3 separate regions of the Homo sapiens genome follow, and all the other regions are linked to region 2. Evidence: chromatin loops called from intact Hi-C (ENCODE). Cell type or tissue: heart left ventricle. All regions are shown on one strand. Each heading gives the region's core, and the rest is flanking DNA. Links, peaks and the distances in the headings are about the cores only.

Region 1 (4,328 bases), core at 1,131-3,630, 230 kb after region 2:
TGTGAGGCCTCTAGAAGCTGAAAAAGCCAAGGAACAGGATTCTCCCCTCAAGCCTCCAGAAGAATGCCCTTTTTGGACTTTTGACCTCCAGGGCTGGGAGAGAATACATTTATATTGCCTGTAACCATTACATTTGTGGTAATTTGTTATAGCAGCAATAGGAAACTAATACATGTAGTTATTATTAGGTCTCTCAAACATATTAGGGACTCAGTAAATAGTAGCTGAATGAATGAAGGAGTCTGGAATGAACAACAGAACTCAGCAGAGGATCTGAGGAATGGAGGTGGGTTGTGGCTCTGGGTCCAATATCTGTATGTATCTGTAGATGTGGGGAAAAATAGCCATCTTTCTAGATAATGTACCACCTCAGGACTTGAGCAATTCTGCTGTGGTTCTCCTCTAAGGGGAGGTAGATCAGTTTCTCTATCCTTTTTGGAATAAAAAGGCAAGGCCCAGGATCAGGGTCCCAGGCATTGATTTGCGAGGGGTGTCAGGCAGCAGTTATACAGAACTTGAAGAGGTACCTTAGAGCAAGTGGTGCCATATGAACATCCACCACGTGGAGCACCAGAGTGAAGTCAAAGGCCATCGTGGAAGAGGTGGCGTGAGCAGTGGCCCTGCCTGGCCTAGACAGTGCAGGAATTCCCAAAGACACTGAGGGGCAAAGCAACCTCGTGATGGTTCTGAGCCCTGCAGTTACCTGGTTTGTGCGTGGGGCAATACTGAGCTAGCATGATGTGTGTCCACATGCTATTGTGGCCTCGTTCGAATGAATGAGGTCTATGGCCTCGAGATCAACGCTGTAATACAAAGGGAAGGAGCATGTTACGGATCATATTGTATTCCCCCAAAAAAGATGTGTTGGAGTCCTGACTCCAGCACCTCAAAATGTGACCTTATTTGGAGGTAGTCTTTGCAGAGGCAATTAAAATGAAGTCATTAGGGTGGACCCTAATCCAATATGATCAGTGTCCTTATAAAAAGGGTCAGTTTGAACCCAAAGCTAGGCCACATGGAGGGAAGACCATGTGAAGGGAAGCAGGGAGAAGATGAACATTGACAAGCTAAGGAGAGAGGCCTGGAACAGAGCCTTTCCGCACAGCCCCCAGAAGGAACCGAGCCTTCTGACACCCTGATCTCAGACTTCCAGCCTTCCAAACTGTGAGAGAATACATTTCTGTTATTTAAGCCACCCAGGGAGTGGAACTTTGTTACCGCAGCCCTGGAAAACAAATGCAGAGCCATTCTCCCCTGTTCTGCTTCCTGGCACTACGCACCATCTTGGGGGCTCGGAGAGCTGTGAGGTCTGGCAGGTGAAGGACCAGGCACCCCATGGAGCAGCAGGAAGTGGCAGCTGTGCATGCTCTGCCCAGCAGCAGAGTGGGAGCAGCATACTGCCTGGGCTCCCTGGCAGCATGGCTGCAGGCATCTGCAGAGATCAGCTGTGCCTTGCAGGAGCAGCTGTGTGAAATCAGGCTCAGAAGGGTGGATAAGCTCCACAGAGGAGTGTGGAGAGACCCTGGGGGTCAGCAAGGCAGTGGGGCTACTGTGGGAATGGACTTGCTTTTAGCATAAGTGAGACATGCCCTGGGATAAACTTGGTGGGTGACTCACACCTATAATTGCAGCACTTTGGGAGACCGAGGCGGGCAGATCACTTGAGGTCAGGAGTTTGAGACCGGCCTGACCAACATGGTGAAACCATGTCTCTACCAAACAAAATAAATAAAAAAGAAAAAAAATACAAAAATTAGCCGGGCGTGGTGGCAGGTACCTGTAATCCCAGCTACTTGGGAGGCTGAGACATGAGAATCACTTGAACCCAGGAGGCAGAGGTTGCAGTGAGCCGAGATCGTGCCACTGCACTTGAGCCTGGGTGATAGAGCGAGACTCCATCTCAAAACAAAAACAAAAACAAAAACACACACACACACACACAAAACAAAAAACAAAACTTGGTGGGAACACTTTCCAGGGGGCTGGAGATGATCTGATTACTGAAAATTGCTTTCACAAACTCCCACAGATTGTCCCGACCCCTCCTCCCCTCTCCTCCTCTCCTCCCTCTCCATCAGCCACTGGAGGTACCACCTCTCCTCCGCCTTCTCCCATCTTCTGGGACTTCAGTGCTAAAAGTCACTGTGCCCTGCATATTTCTGGGAAGTGCTCTCCCCTCCCCGCAGATCTCAAGCCTTTAGGGAAGTGGAAAGAAGCTCTTCCTACAAGAAGGTTTTGGATCCTGTTTTAGATGAGACTGGGTGAAGTGAGGCCCAGAGGAGAGGGAAGGAGGTGGCTGGGAATTGACGTCCGGGGGGCCACGGAGGAAAAAGTGGTTTAGACAGAAGGAACAGTATGAGAAAAGACACAGAGGCATAGGTGGGTGCAGCATGTTGAAGAAGTTCAATGCTGTGGTAGAGAGAGAGAGAGAGAGAGAGAGAGAGAGAGCGTGAGGATCTGACATAAGATGGGCAGGAGGAAATAAGGGGCCAGATATGACTGTAGTGCCACCTGGTGCTGGAAGGAGTCAGAGCCTGGCCTGAGATGACATTCTGCTCTGGAAGACTTAACTGGAGTCACTAGTGAGTAGCTCAGGATGCCTACCAACTAATGAGCCATTTCTGTAGCTGGCTTTCCAGTGTACAAAATGCTTTAGCAATTTCCCAGTGTTCCAACTCCCTACTGCTGTATAACACACAACCCAAAAGAGCAGCATCCATTTGCCCTCAGACCTGTAACCTGGGCAGGACTTGGCAGGAACATTTCATGTCTGCTCCATCTGGCATTTGCTGGGACAACTGGAATCACCTGAGGGCTGTCACTCACAAGTCTGGCAGTGGATGCTGGAACCTTAGCTGGTGCTGTGAGATAGAACACCTCCATGTGGCCTCTCCTTGTGGCCTGGACTTTTTCACAACATAGTGGCTGGGTTCCCGGGGCGAGTGTCCTCAGAGTGAGAGCCAGGAGGAAGTTTTTCTAAGTTGGCCTTGGAAGTCTTTTTGTACCACCTCTGCCGCATTCCACTCATTAGCAGCCGGTCACTAAGGCCTGCTTGTATGCAAAGGGAGAGGAATTGGACATCACCGTTTTTTAAGGGGAAAATCAAAAAATTGTGGACATGTTTTAAAATCGCCATGCCCTGTGAAGTAGGCTCTGTTATCTCTGTATTCCAGAGAGGCTGGGTGACTCACCAAGATCACACAGCCACCAAGAGGTGGACGTAGTTCTAACCACAACATACATACATACATGCACATATGAAATGTGCCACATACATGTATACACATACACACATGTGCACACAGGTATCAAGTGCCTCCTATGCCTAGCACTTTGCGTCATTTGACACAGCCACTTGGTATATAATAGTCATTTTGTTTTGTTTTGTTTTATTTATTTATTTTGAGACAGGGTCTCACTCTGTCATCCAGGCTGGAGGGCAATGGTGCAATCACAGCTCACTGCAGGGTCTATCTCCTGGGCTCAAGTGATTCTCCCACCTCAGCCTCCTGAGTAGCTGGGACTACAGGCATGTGCCACCACGCCCAGAAAATTTTTGTATGTTTTTGTAGAGATGGGACTTCACCATGTTACTCAGGCTAGTCTCAAACTCCTGGGCTCAAGCAATTTACCTGCCTTGGCCTCACAAGATGCTGGGATTATAGGCATGAGGCACCACCCCTGGCCTATAACAGTCATTTTAAACTGAGTACTTTAAAAGTTGAACTAATTCTTCTAAATCTGTTCTCCCACAGTCTTGGCATCATCCTTGACTTCTCTTTCCTCACACCCCACGTCCAACTCATCAGCCAATGCTGTCAGTTCCATCTTCAAAATATATCCAGAATTTAACCATGTCTTAACCTCTTAATCCCAAGTCTATCACCAGGGTTCAAGCCCACATTATCTTACACCTGACTTAATGCAACAACTCCTCACTTATCCCTCTGCTTCTGTCCTCATGCAACCACCACTATCCCCAGCAATTCTGCTCTTATCATAGCAGCCCGAATGATTCTTTGATAGTATAAACAGGCTTGTGTCACTCCTCTGATGAAAACCCTCTAATGACCCCATATCTCATACAGAATAAAAGCCAGAGTCCTGACAACAGTCTACGGCGCCACCCTGAGCGGCTATGCCCTGCAGATGTCTCTGATTTCATCCGCTATCCCTCTTCTGGCTCATTCCACTTTAGCCGCCCTGGCCTCCTGGCTTCCACCTCCCACCTTAGGGCCTTTGCACTTGCTGCTTCCTCTGCCAGAGAGATGGGTGGTTCCCTCTCCATTCTTCAAGCTTCTGTTCAAATGTCACCTCACTAGAGAGGT
Region 2 (4,328 bases), core at 958-3,457:
TACACCACCCCCTGCCCCCCCGCAAGAGACTTCCTTCCTTTCTCAGGAAGCCACTTGATTCACTGACCCTTAAGGGCCCCAAACACAAATTATTTCCCCTTAGTCTCTAGAGATAACCTCTAAACATTGAAGAGAATCAGGCTCTGAAGTTAGACTGGAGTTCAAAATCCAACTCTGTCATCTCCTGGCTGGGGGCTGGGTGTGACATTCATGACCTCTGTACCCTCAATTTCCCCATCTGTGAAATGGGTCCAGTGGTACCCACCTTCACTGGGTATGATGACGGTAAAGTGTACGGTTGGCGCTCAGTGAGTGTGAGCCCACAGTGGGCCTGCCCAGCCCACTTCCCAACCTCTGCCCGCCATTCATTCATCGGCGGACCAGAGACAAGTTGGCTCCTGCTGTCTCAAGCCTGCCCACATGTTTGATTAATTCTGTGTCTAAGAAAGATTCACTGGGTAGTATGGAGGGAGATTGCAGGGCAGGAGCCCAGCGAGGAAGGGGAGGACTCGTGAAGACCTAACCAGGTAGCATGGGCAGCAGGGCCCAACAGGAAGATATGGTGTTCCCAGGCAGAAAAGGCCAGCACATGGCCGTGGGTGAGATGTGCTGGCCAGGAGAGGGGTGAGACGGGGCATGCCCAGGTTTCCTATCTGAGGGACTGTGTGGACAGCCAAGGAGTAGGGGCAGTTTTGACATGGGGTAAGTTCTGCTTGAATTCTGCTGAGTTTGAGGTGCTGGAGGGACTTCCAGGATGCTTTCAGCAGTGGCAAATCACAGCTCTAGCCTGACCTCTCCCCATCTCTCACACCTGAAAAACCTGGGTCTATCCCTGCCCAGGGATCAGAGCTGCTCTAGACTAATTCAAGCCAAGGGAGGAAATTGTTTCTGTCCTTACTTCCTTTCCCGTCTTCCTCCTTGCTACCCCAACTCCCCCTAGATACCCTTTTCCAGCTCAGGGCCCCCTACTCCTCCCTTATACTGGGAACAAGGCATGGCCGAAGAGGCCCCTGGCTCAGAAGGGGAAACTGGAAAAATGGGTTTCTGATGGGCATGACTATGGCCTGGGGGTGGATGAATCATCAGAGCCAGCAGAGGGAGAGCGCAGTGGAGCAGAAGGTGAGTGCTGGGCCCAGGCCCCGGAGGCTGTGGGCTTTGTAGGGAAGGAAAGGTGGGCAGGGAAGGGGTTGTAAGGTCACAGGACTCTGCAGTGGGGGGTTTGGGGGCCTGTCCTGAGTTTCCCTCAATCTCCAATCTGGTGCCATGGCTAAGGCAGGATTATAGACTTCTATTCCATTGTTTTTATTAATAATGATAGCAATAACAGCTGTTTGTAGATTGCTTACCATATGCTGGGCCTCCTGCTAAACTCTTTACAAGCATTACATCCTCTAACCCTCAGTTACCTTGTGATTGATCTCCACTTTAAGATGTGGACGCAGAAGCTCAGAGAGGTTAAGCCACTTGTCCTAGGCCACACTGAGGAGTCAGGGAGTCAGGGCAGAGCCATCTGTTTGTCCCCAGTTCCTTCAAACCCACCCCCCTACAGTCATGTTGGACTATGTCATGCACCCACCAGAAGGTGCCTCTGTGGGTGTGGAGGCGCCATCTGTGGCTGATTTGTCCTGAGGGCAGGCCTCAGGAGTCTGTCTGGCTTGCAGCATCGCAGGCCTGGGTTCTACCACTGCCCAGCCAGGCCTGACTATGACTTGGGTGAGTTCCTTTTGCTCTCTGGTCCTCAGTTTCCCCATCTGTCCAACAGTGTTTTCCAACATGGGGTCCCAGGAACCCAGAGTCTTTGGAGCTATAATCTGGGTGAAGCAACCCAGCGGGTGTGGGTACATTCAGCCACCGTTAGGTCACCCTATAGCCATGGTTCTCCTAATGCCACGAATTCTGGGCAAGTTCTTTGAATTTGTGGGTTTCGTAGGGAGGAAAGGAATGAAACTGGTTGATGCTCTGTGGGGAATGTGGAAGGGTGTGGCCCATCAGATTGACAGGGCAAGGGTCAGCAGAAAGAGGGTGGCAGGGCTCCTTGGGGTTCCTTAAAGTTGTGCTGTTCTGTGAAGAAGAGACAGGGCCATGTGTGTATGTGAAGGGTGGTGCTGGGGGGCGGGGTGCCGACCATCAGCCCGAGGCGTGGAGGGCAAGACCCGGTGTTTCTCTCCTAACCCTGGGATTGGCAGTGGGTGGTGGGTGTGGCTTCTGGAATCCTATCAATCCCTCCGGAATGTAAGAGGCTTAAGCAAACCCCAGCCGCAGGCAGAGGAGTGAGGTACGGGCCAGGACCTGTCCTGACTGTGGGTGGGGATCCTGGGAAGGGCCCCCATCAGGCAGGCTTGGGCTGAAGCCAGGTTTGGGGTGGGCCTGCCCAAGGAAACTGCACAGTGAGTTTCAGGCACCCCTGTCCCAAACTGGCTTTTCCTCCCTGCTGCCAGGAACCAGTCCAGCCTCACTCCTCCACACCCACATCACCAAGATTATACCCACAGGGTTGCTGCCGTCTTTGTATATCCATAGTTTTCAAAACATAGAGTGCCCAAACTATACCAGGCATTTCTCATCAAGATCTTATTTAATCCTCACAGCTTGCGCAAGTATATATTTGTAATCACTAGTTTTTACATAAGGAAAATAAGTCTCAGAGAGGTTAAGTGAGCTGTCCAAGGTCAAGCAACTACTAAATGTCAGAGCCAGGTACTGGCTCATTCCAAAGACAATTCATTTTTCATTTCACTAAGCTGGTGTTTCAGAGGGAGTAAGAACTGGTCCTTAACTTTAAGGTGTGTCTGATCTGTTCCTAGAGGGTTAAACAGATGGATAATCTCACCCAGCATGAACGATGGGGCAGTAGGATGCAGTGGATGGGCAGTAGGATGCAGTGGATAGGCTGTGGGAAGGCTGCCTTTCTTCCTACTGTAGACAGTTTCCTCCATGGGTGGAGGATTAAATCATCCCAGCAAAGAAGGTAGAGAGAAAAAGGAGAAGCAGGTGGAGGAGGAAGAGGGCGACAAGGAGACAGAAAGAAAGAGTGAGGTAGTATGTGTGTTCTGAGGACAGTTACGGTGCCCAGTATAGGTTCATGAGCTGTCCATGAGCCTGTATTTCCCAAGAGTACTAGCCAACAATTTCTCATGTTTGCTTAAGCCAGTTTGACACTTGCAACCAAAAGCCATCAAATTAATGCTGTTTGTATACCATGGAAATGGCATCAGAATGGAATGCTTGACCTTTATCTCCAAAACTATACCTTCCCCATACTTCCCCATCTCCATCCATCCAATTGCTCAAGTCCTTTTGGCCCCCCACCAACCCTATTTCTAACCTAGAAACAAGCCCTGTACATCCTACCTCCAAAATATATCTCAGATCCATCTATTTCTCTTCATTTGCAGTGCACCCTAGTCCAGGCTGCCAGCATCTCTCATCTACATTACTGCAAATAGTCATATCACTGATCTCCTTGCTTCAAGTTTTGCTTCCCATGAATATTTCTCCACATTCGCCAGAGTGATCTTTTAAAAACATGAATCACATCATGCCACTGCTTGTGTAAAATTTTCCAGTAATTTCCTACTGTGCCTGAAATCCACACTCTTTGCCAGGACTTCTAATAGCTAGCTGTTATCTACCTTGTAGTGTCATCCTGCCTTCTTTCTATTGCACAAAGCTACCAAGCTCATTTCAGCCTCAGGGCACTTGCATTTGCTGCTTAATCTGTCTGGAAGAACCTACATCTTCACATGGCTGTTTCCTTCTCATCATTCAGTTTGGCAGTCAAGTGTTACCTCTCATAGAGGCCTTCTTTGAGTACCCTAGTGATGTGGTTTGGCTGTGTCCCCACCCAAATCTCATCTTGAATTCCCATGTGTTGTGAGAGGGACCTGGTGGGAGGTAATTGAATCATGGGGGCAGGTCTTTTCTGTGCTGTTCTCTTGAGAGTGAATAAGTCTCATGAGATCTGATGGTTTTAAAAACAGGAGTTTCCCAGCTGGGCACGGTGGCTCATGTCTGTAATCCCAGCACTTTGGGAGGCTGAGGTGGGTGGATCACGAGGTCAGGAGATCAAGACCATCCTGGACAACATGGTGAAACCCCGTCTCTACTAAAAATACAAAAATTAGCTGGGTGTTGTGGCGTGTGCCTGTAGTCCCAGCTACTCAGGAGGCTGAGGCAGGAGAATCACTTGAACCCAGGAAGCAGAGCTTGCAGTGAGCCGAGATTGAGCCACTGCACTCCAGCCTGGTGATAGAGCAAGATTCTGTCTCAAAAAAACAAAAACCAAAAAACAAAAAAACACAGGAGTTTCCCTGCACAAGCTCTCTTCT
Region 3 (2,500 bases), core at 1-2,500, 150 kb after region 2:
TCCTTTATTCCAACTAACATGGCTGCCCTGCGTAAAGTTAGACCAGAAGCATGGCACAGAGCCAGGAGCTGATGGACATTTTGAGATAGGGAGGGAGGAGAGAGAGATCCATGGCTGGTATCTTTGCAAATCCATGGGAAAAAGGAAAGTGTGAAAGTCTCCTCCTGACTCACGGCCCTGAGTTTTCTGGGAAAGGATTCCTGCTTCCTGAAGACCTTACCTGGTGCAATGAGGGGGTGGGCAGCCACAGCAGGAACCGTCCGGCTGAGCCCAGCCCGGCCTTCCATGCTCCCTGGCACACTGCTGTTGCCATCTCCTTTCTTGTGTGGCTCCATCACACTGTCAGCTATGCCAGGCTTGGCACCTGCAGGGGAAGCCTGAGCAGTATTTCTGCTCTGTGCTGGGGTAGGCAGAGGCTGGCTACCGCCCGGCGTGGGTTTCAGGGCCAAGCTGGGCAGGACAGGCTGAGTGGGGGTGGGGCCCGAGGCTGCTGCCGCTGGTGTCTGCTGTGTTCGGAGGGTCAAGTTCTGTACCTGGAAAAGAGGGGTCTGTGGGAGTCCAGAGAATGTGGCAGGAGCAATGCCAGTATACAACTAAGAGGGAGAGAGGGATGGATCCAGGAATGGCTGAATAGAACAGGAGGTTGTCAAATCAGAGAGAGAGAATGTGTTAGGGGCTAGAAGAGGAACCAGAAGCACGTGGAGTTGCTAAAGAGGGCCAGAGGGTTCGCTGTGACTGCATCCAGCAGCAGAAGAGGCTGAGTTCTGAGAAGGACCTGCTGCCCAGCTGGGCGGGCAGGGGTGGGGAGGCCAGGCTCTGTCCCTTCTGTTGCCCTCCCTCCTCCCCAACACTTTCAGGATTGGATGCACACCACCCAGAAATAATTCCCAGTGAGGGGGAGCATGGGGCTTCCCACACTGGAAAAGGCCAGGGCAAAAGTGGAAGTTAACTGACCAGGAAGGCCACCGGGCAAATATCTTGTCTCAGAATAAGGTTGCCACCGGCTCTTCCAAGACGGCCGGCATGCTTACTCAGCCCGGTCCCTGGCGCCCTCTGCTGGACACAGGGAGGCTGTGCCAGACTCTGAAAATCCGGCTACCAGCCCTGTCCCATCACCCTCCCCATTCCGTAGATGAGGATGGGGAGATGCGAGTGCTAGGGGTTCCTTCCCCGGCTGCCCACAGAATCTTCCCAGCCACGGTAGTATCTGTGCGCTCCTAGCAGAGCAGGACACGTCTCTGCTCCCTCTTACATGTCATTTTTCTCGAGTCCTAGCAGCACTACCGTGTGTAACCGGAGCGGGACTTTCCACTTATGAAGCAGCAGCAGCCAGACCAGCTATGCTGGGGCAGGTGTAAAGTATGGAGGGTAGCACAGCCCACCCCTCCCTGGCAAATCATGCTGGCCTCAGCAGGCTGCCCTCTGGCTCCTGACCTGTGTTTGAGGGAACGAAACAGAGCCAGGAGGGACTGAGGCCTTCTGGAACAGGGTAGACGCGCAGGCCTGGGGGCATTGGGGTGTCCTGTCTCCCGCCTGCTTTCCTAGCTGATCCCGGCCTCTCCTTGTGCCCCTCCCCAGTATCAGTGCCCCTCTACAGGGGTGCCCACCCCCCTGCCCTCCCACAAGCATGGAGTCCTCACCTGGGCGGGGGTGGGGGGCCGGGCGGGGGAGCCAGTGCCGAGCTCAGGCTGCACAGTAGCGACGGTGGCCGTGGGCGTGAAGATGAGCTGAGGGGACAAAGGAACAGTGCCGCCTAGGCTCCTAGCTACCTGCACCAGGTTACCTGGCTGGGCCTGGAATCACAGGAAACGAGGCGCCTTTTACCTGCTCGATGTGGACTCAGCCACAGGACACAACTGTTTAGCCCAGGAGCGGCTATGAGGAAGGGCAGGACAGTAGAAGCAGAAAGGAAGGGGGAGTCCAAGGGGAGCGCCTGCCTTTCTCTAGAGGCTCGTTGCATCCTGACCCAGGCTGGGTGCAGGGGTGGGTGGGGAGAGCCGCTCTGGGGCTACACCAAAGCCGAGTTCCCTTCAGAACCCTCTGTGAGGGGCTCATCCTAGAGGAGACCGATATCCCCAGGATACGCTGAAGCCACCACCTCCTTAGCGTCCTGGGAAGCGAGATGGATGCCCTAGGACCACCTTCCAGGTCTAACCCACTGCTGAACCCAGGGCTGAGCCAAGATGAGACTGCCCTCCAGGGGATCAAGTTCGATGTATCCTTTTGGTCATTTTCTAGTCAAAGTTAGATTCAGAGGGGCCTAGAGACAACAACAGCAGAGGAAGCGGACCGCCTGGAGCCGTCCTCATGTCTGAATCCCATCCTGCAGGGTGCAGGATCCATGGTGTTCTCTGCATGACACCTCGACCTCCGTGGGAGTCTAGCTCTGCATCAGTGTGGATGTGCTGGTGCCTTGACAGGGTGCTTTCCCTAGAACTCTGCGATAGCGCAGCTGTGCTTTTTCCTCTGTGGGTGTATGCCCTGCTCTGGGGAGGGAGGC

The links. A loop is a pair of places that touch in the nucleus more often than their neighbours do. Peaks named below come from ENCODE experiments on the same cell type or tissue, not always from the same donor. Only the 100,000 strongest peaks of a DNase experiment are listed, where the experiment ranks them.
Region 1: it touches region 2 in a loop (2.7-fold over the local background); 31 of 110 quality-filtered maps call a loop at or near these places.
Region 3: it touches region 2 in a loop (4-fold over the local background); 54 of 110 quality-filtered maps call a loop at or near these places.

Annotation. Positions count from the first base shown.
Region 1 is chr1:33,453,498-33,457,825 of GRCh38, forward strand. No RefSeq gene overlaps it. Among named protein-coding and RNA genes, the nearest start is that of ZSCAN20, 17 kb to the right of the region's middle. RefSeq lists an enhancer at 1,371-1,870. In heart left ventricle, for the core only: a CTCF peak has its summit at 2,532 (motif pointing left); no DNase peak of the experiment used is centred there; H3K27ac peaks cover 1,036 bases.
Region 2 is chr1:33,218,982-33,223,309 of GRCh38, forward strand. It overlaps a transcript of ZNF362 not described here. Among named protein-coding and RNA genes, the nearest start is that of ZNF362, 35 kb to the right of the region's middle. RefSeq lists enhancers at 427-1,027, 1,162-1,946. In heart left ventricle, for the core only: no CTCF peak of the experiment used is centred there; a DNase peak (open chromatin) is centred at 2,318.
Region 3 is chr1:33,366,896-33,369,395 of GRCh38, forward strand. PHC2 (polyhomeotic homolog 2) reads right to left here. Exons shown (of 15, transcript NM_001385109.1): 6 at 1,641-1,727; 7 at 221-533. Among named protein-coding and RNA genes, the nearest start is that of PHC2-AS1, 18 kb to the left of the region's middle. RefSeq lists an enhancer at 1-743. In heart left ventricle, for the core only: CTCF peaks have their summits at 1,057 (motif pointing left) and 1,267; a DNase peak (open chromatin) is centred at 1,046; H3K27ac peaks cover 1,199 bases.